2 separate regions of the Homo sapiens genome follow, and region 2 is linked to region 1. The links are chromatin contacts, found by Hi-C or POLR2A ChIA-PET in ENCODE. All regions are on one chromosome and are shown on one strand. The core of a region is the stretch at or near the end of the contact, and the rest is flanking DNA. Distances in the headings are between cores, read along the strand shown.

What was found. Hi-C counts contacts between places; a loop is a spot of excess contacts on that map. ChIA-PET counts read pairs that join two places held with the same protein, here RNA polymerase II (POLR2A). Pooled maps may share reads with other maps.
Region 2: a map of endothelial cell of umbilical vein shows a loop between it and region 1 (6-fold over the local background). The contact joins the promoter of CPE here to the promoter of TMEM192 in region 1. A Hi-C loop is called at or near these places in 2 of 168 maps with a recorded cell type or tissue (ascending aorta and endothelial cell of umbilical vein) and 10 of 50 pooled maps. POLR2A ChIA-PET finds 5 or more read pairs at or near these places in 4 of 52 experiments (Caco-2, HepG2 and WTC11).

What each region holds. Positions count from the first base shown.
Region 1 is chr4:165,111,610-165,114,375 of GRCh38, forward strand. TMEM192 (transmembrane protein 192) reads right to left here and starts at 1,251. Exons shown (of 6, transcript NM_001100389.2): 1 at 1,138-1,251. The coding sequence starts at 1,164. RefSeq lists enhancers at 527-766, 1,547-1,606 and silencers at 797-1,056, 1,225-1,423.
Region 2 is chr4:165,377,616-165,380,381 of GRCh38, forward strand. It overlaps CPE (carboxypeptidase E), which reads left to right and starts at 1,393. Exons shown (of 9, transcript NM_001873.4): 1 at 1,393-1,913. The coding sequence starts at 1,607. RefSeq lists a silencer at 1,426-1,685.

The DNA.
Region 1 (2,766 bases), core at 1-2,500:
ATTTTGCTTTAAATATATATGAGTCTCAAATCTACTTACAGGTCTTACAGTTAATTTTCCATTTTCTCAACTGGAAAAAATAGAAAATTTTAGTTTCATTAGAAATTGTTTGGTCTTTATTTCATCAAGATTATTTAACTGGTTACTGCACAAGAATCTAAGCTACCGTAATGCTGGAACTGTTTCATGTTTCTCTTCCTTTTCCTGATGCAGTTCATTCAGTGATAGGATCACAGTAATATTCCTACTAATTTATTAACCCAAATTAGTGCTTTACAGTAACTGTCAACTTTGCATTTCTCAAGAGCAAAAATTTTATTACTTGCCAGTGGAAAATCCAGTTAACTCTCAGCATACATACATGTTTCTCCTAAAAACACCTTACGATACTGAAGCAAAGAAATAAGATTTTTGTAATTATGCTACCATTCTGTACTATACACGCTGTAAACTAGGCCACTGGTTTTTTGTTTTTTTGTTTTTGTTTTTGTTTTGGTAATCTGGTTTGAATCTATCAAAGATTTAAAAACCTTTGTATTCCTACCATGCTAGATTCAAAACAACACATGACACTTTTTCTCTCGTGTGGGTTTCCAGGCCATGATAGCGACAGGTCTGCGGGACGCTGGCGCCCGGCCCGAGCGTCGTTGTCACTCCAAGTCCACAGCCTCTAGAGCCAAGGCAAGGGACCTCACCAGGAAGGGAGATTCGCCCCCTGTGCCCCTGGGACGTCCGAGCGGAACCCATCGGCCCGGCTCCCGGAGACTCGCGGGGAGGAAGGGCTGTCAGGCCAGGCGCGCATCACGTGAAGCTGCCAGTTCCGGGATCAAAGACGTACCCCGCACGTGGGCTGGGCGCCAGCCTGGGACCCCCGGGGGCCGCGCGCCCACCGCCCAGGAGCCCACCCCAGCCTCCACTGGGAAAATTAGCCCGGAGCCAACGTGTCGCGGATCCCACAGCCGCCTGGAGCCCTCCCAAAGCCCCGCGCCCAGGCCTCCCCGGGCACAGGCGGCGCCCCCTTCGGCCGCGGCCGCAGTCGCCAAGGGTGGCTTCCCTCTCTGAGTCTCCGCCCCGTGCGCCCCGGCACAAGAAAAAGCGGATTCCGGGGCCAACCGCCCGCCGCCTCCGTGCACTCACGTCCTCCATCCTGCCCCCCGCCGCCATTTCCCGACGCCGGAGGCCGAAGCCCTGGCCAGCCCGGCCTCTCCACCTGGACCTGTAAGCCTCTGGCCGCGAAACTCGCCACCTTCTGGGACCTGCCAGGCCCCTCCCCAGACACACCCCCTCCTGCGTCCGCCCCGCCTCCGGCTGGCCCGATCCCCGCCCCCTTAGCTCCGATTGGCTGAGATGGTGGGAGGGGTGTGCCGGCCCAGAAGACCTGGACTGTGGGCGGTGGCTACCGCCTGAACCACCTCGGTTCCTGGGGCTTCTGGCCGCAGCCCCTCGGTGCGCTCTTACCCAGAGACTTGAGCATTTAAGGATGCCTTCCTAGTCCAAGAATTTAACTATTTTCGGGCTCCACTTGCATATTTTAAGAACATTAACTTTTTTCGGTCTTGCCTGGTTGTTTGCAGACACAGCTCTACGCCTAGGTAGAACCAGCGGTAAAATCCTACTCCGCCAGCAGAGGGACAGGAGCAGAATAAAGATTCCAATTTCCATGACATATTTACAGATTTCTCCAATGGGAAACAAAGCAGTTCGGAATGCTTACGGCGTTCGTTTATTAAGACAGAGTCTCGCTCTGTCGCCCACGCTGGAGTGCCCTAGCACGACCTCGGCTCACTGCAGCCTCGAATTCTTGGCCTCCTGGCCAGTTCTCCCACCTCAGCCTCTCAAAGTACTGAGATTACAGGCGTGAGCCACTGGGCCCTTGTTTCTTTTAAAATTGAATTTCAAAAAGAGAAAAAACTTCAATGACATTTTCTAAAAAGCTCATGATTGTAAAAATGTAAGCAAACAAGGAAAGAAATTTTCTGTTACCAGCTCCCGGAGAGAACTTTGATATCAGTTAGAATATATACACTCATACATTTTTTTGGTGGGGCGGCGGAGACGGAGTCTCGCTCTGTCGCCCAGGCTGGAATGCAGTGGTGCAATCTCGGCTCCCAGGTTCAAGCCATTCTCCTGCCTCAGCCCCCTGAGTAGCTAGGATTACAGGCGCGTGCCACCAAGCCTGGCTATTTTTGTATTTTAGTAGAGACAGGGTTTAGCCATGTTGGTCAGGCTGGTCTGGAACTCCTGAGGTCAGGTGACTCGCCCGCCTCGGCCTCCCAAAGTGCTGGGATTACAAGTTTAGCCACCGCGTCTTGCCCACTTTCATACATTCTAATGCTTATTTGTACATTGAGTATAGTGTGATCCAGTTTAGGATGTGTGAGATAAAACTACGCAAATGTTAGTGAAGGAAGAGATGGTGTAAGACTCCACGTGATCTTCTTTTTTCTTTTTCTTTTTTTTCTCGTAGAGACAAGGTCTCACTATGTTGCCCAGGCTGGTCTCATAATCCTGAGATTCTATGAATTATTTATCACAAGCCTTTTCTAGACGTGCAAATTTTCTTCTCTGCATTTTATTTTGAAAATTTTCAAGCCTACAGAAATGTTGAAAGATTAATACAATGAACATCCATGTACCCCTCACACTTGATTCATTAGTTGTTCATTTTTTGTCTTGGTTGCTCTGTGTGTGGGTGTGTGTGTTCACATACTTTTTTTTTTTTTTTTTTTTTTGAGATGGAGTCCCGCTCTGTCGCCAGGCTGGATG
Region 2 (2,766 bases), core at 143-2,642, 270 kb after region 1:
TTTTGGGCATGGTTTTAGAAATATAATTATAAGTTTGATTTCAAACTTCTGGACCATGTAATCAAGCACAGACTGGTCATAGTGGAAAATATACAATTTTTAGCTCTGCCTACATTGACAAAAAAAAAAATGGCTGGATCCACATCAATTCAACTTGAGTGCCATGTGTTTACAGTGACAGTTTCTCCCCGAAAACGCAAAAAAAAAAAAAAAAAAAAAAAGAAGATCCATGCTGCTGTAGTATATGTACATAGGGGTGTTTAAAGCCAGCCCCTCCAGCAGCACCTTACCAACCATGTCTGTGCTTTTATTTATTGATCCAATAAGATGACTTAAATATCTAACTCCTTTTCCACGTAAAAGTTTTTATTATGTGCAATGCATTGTTAAACAGGTGAAGAATGAACAAGTTTAGAAAAACAAAGAAGCTTAACATGGAAAATTACCCGCATGGTGTCCACTTTTCCTGCTCGGTTGCAATACCCAATGGATTATTTATTAATTTAGATTTGTGCTGTCCCTGAATCCAAACAGCAGCCTCTTTAGAGTAACATCTGCTCCAGACATTGCTCCAGGAATATAAATCCCGACTAAGGGGTGGATATTTAAAGCTGTAAATGATTTTTTATTTTTACAATAGCTTTGCAAAAGGAACGGAGGTGTCATGTCATCATCAGAGTTTTCTTAACAGGATTTAATCTTAATGCCAAACTAAATCCTTTGTCTAAAGCATCAGCAGAGTTGTACTTATTTTCCCCATAGTATTAAAGAGGAGGGCTGGTGCAGGCACAGCCATATGACATTGCCTTATTTATTTTGTCTGTTTGTTTTCTGGAAGAATCTAGGAATGTGCATAAATACAATTAAGGACAGTATCTACAAATTGGAAGAAAGCATTTCTATTCTCTTAAACCTCTAAATCAAAGCACTTAATGTTCTGATTTCCAGCAAGACCTTCTAATAAATGAAAACCCAACCCTTGGGTTTGTGTTTTGACTCTTGATACAATTATGAAAGACGCATCAGGAGATGGCAAGTGGCTGCCAGTACTTCCTTTTTTCTGGAATATTCTCTAATTCTTGGTGGATCAAGATGGAAACTGGTAGGCTTGGAATAGATGTCCCTTTAAAAGGCTCCACTAACAATACAAGAATATTTTTTCCATACGCAGTGACGTGGGTGGGTCATGGGTGTCTCAATGACAGTAACGTTCCCGAACCCCGGACCTTAGCTGTCATTTCACCTGCGTCGTCCCGGACGCCATTTGGCTGTTGACGTGGTTCCGAGCCAGCAAATAACGCCAGCAGCCCTCCCAGATCCACGCCGGCCCGTCTCTCCGCCGGCCCCCTCCTCGCAGTGGTTTCTCCTGCAGCTCCCCTGGGCTCCGCGGCCAGTAGTGCAGCCCGTGGAGCCGCGGCTTTGCCCGTCTCCTCTGGGTGGCCCCAGTGCGCGGGCTGACACTCATTCAGCCGGGGAAGGTGAGGCGAGTAGAGGCTGGTGCGGAACTTGCCGCCCCCAGCAGCGCCGGCGGGCTAAGCCCAGGGCCGGGCAGACAAAAGAGGCCGCCCGCGTAGGAAGGCACGGCCGGCGGCGGCGGAGCGCAGCGATGGCCGGGCGAGGGGGCAGCGCGCTGCTGGCTCTGTGCGGGGCACTGGCTGCCTGCGGGTGGCTCCTGGGCGCCGAAGCCCAGGAGCCCGGGGCGCCCGCGGCGGGCATGAGGCGGCGCCGGCGGCTGCAGCAAGAGGACGGCATCTCCTTCGAGTACCACCGCTACCCCGAGCTGCGCGAGGCGCTCGTGTCCGTGTGGCTGCAGTGCACCGCCATCAGCAGGATTTACACGGTGGGGCGCAGCTTCGAGGGCCGGGAGCTCCTGGTCATCGAGCTGTCCGACAACCCTGGCGTCCATGAGCCTGGTAAGGGCGCTGCCCCCTGACAGCCCTGGGGGCATCCCGGAGGGGGGCGGCAGAGGGTGGGACTGGTGGCGGTGGGGGAAGGAGGGAGGGATGGGCCCAGGGGTGCCTCTTGGTAAAAGGTATCTAAGGTGGAAGGTGGGAAGTGGAGGGAGGGATGGAAATGGGGAAGAACCCGACTTAGAGCGCCAGTGGCCCAATTTCTGCTTTCCCGTCCCATCCCCCCAGCACCAATCCCATCTCCCCAGACCTTAGGCCACCCTCTAGTAAGTATAGGCTTGGGAGGCTGGGGTGGCGGGGGATGGGGGGGATAGCAATACAGAAAAAACAAATCCTGACGCACGCAACCCCAGCGGTCGCTCTCACTTTGCTGTGTGAAAAACCCAAAGGAATGATTGCGAGTCCCCCGCAAGGGGGGTTGGTCTTCCTTGCTGACAAGAGTAGAAAGATAAGGTGCAGAAGGCAGTGATTGAGAGGAAAGGAGAACGAGGGAGAAAGAGTCATTTATCATGTTTTCTCTAATTTCCAGAGGACCAGTTTATTGGCTCTGTGTACCCATCTCTACCTGTGTGTGTATACGTATTAGGTACACTCGCTGCTGTGGATGCTTGGGGAATCTTAGGGATATTGCCAATCTGGGGTGGTGGTGTATAAAGATACGTTGGTGCCCCTCCTCCTACCAGGGTGAAAAGTGGTTTCTGACTTTTGAAACCAGATTTTGAAACTGCACAAGGCCTTTCCAAGGAAAAAGGAGTATTCCATTTTCTCTGCTATAACCATTTGAGATGAATAGTTTGTGATGGGGTCTTTATTCCAACTGATGTTCCCAAATAACCATCTGTATTCGTCTTTCCTA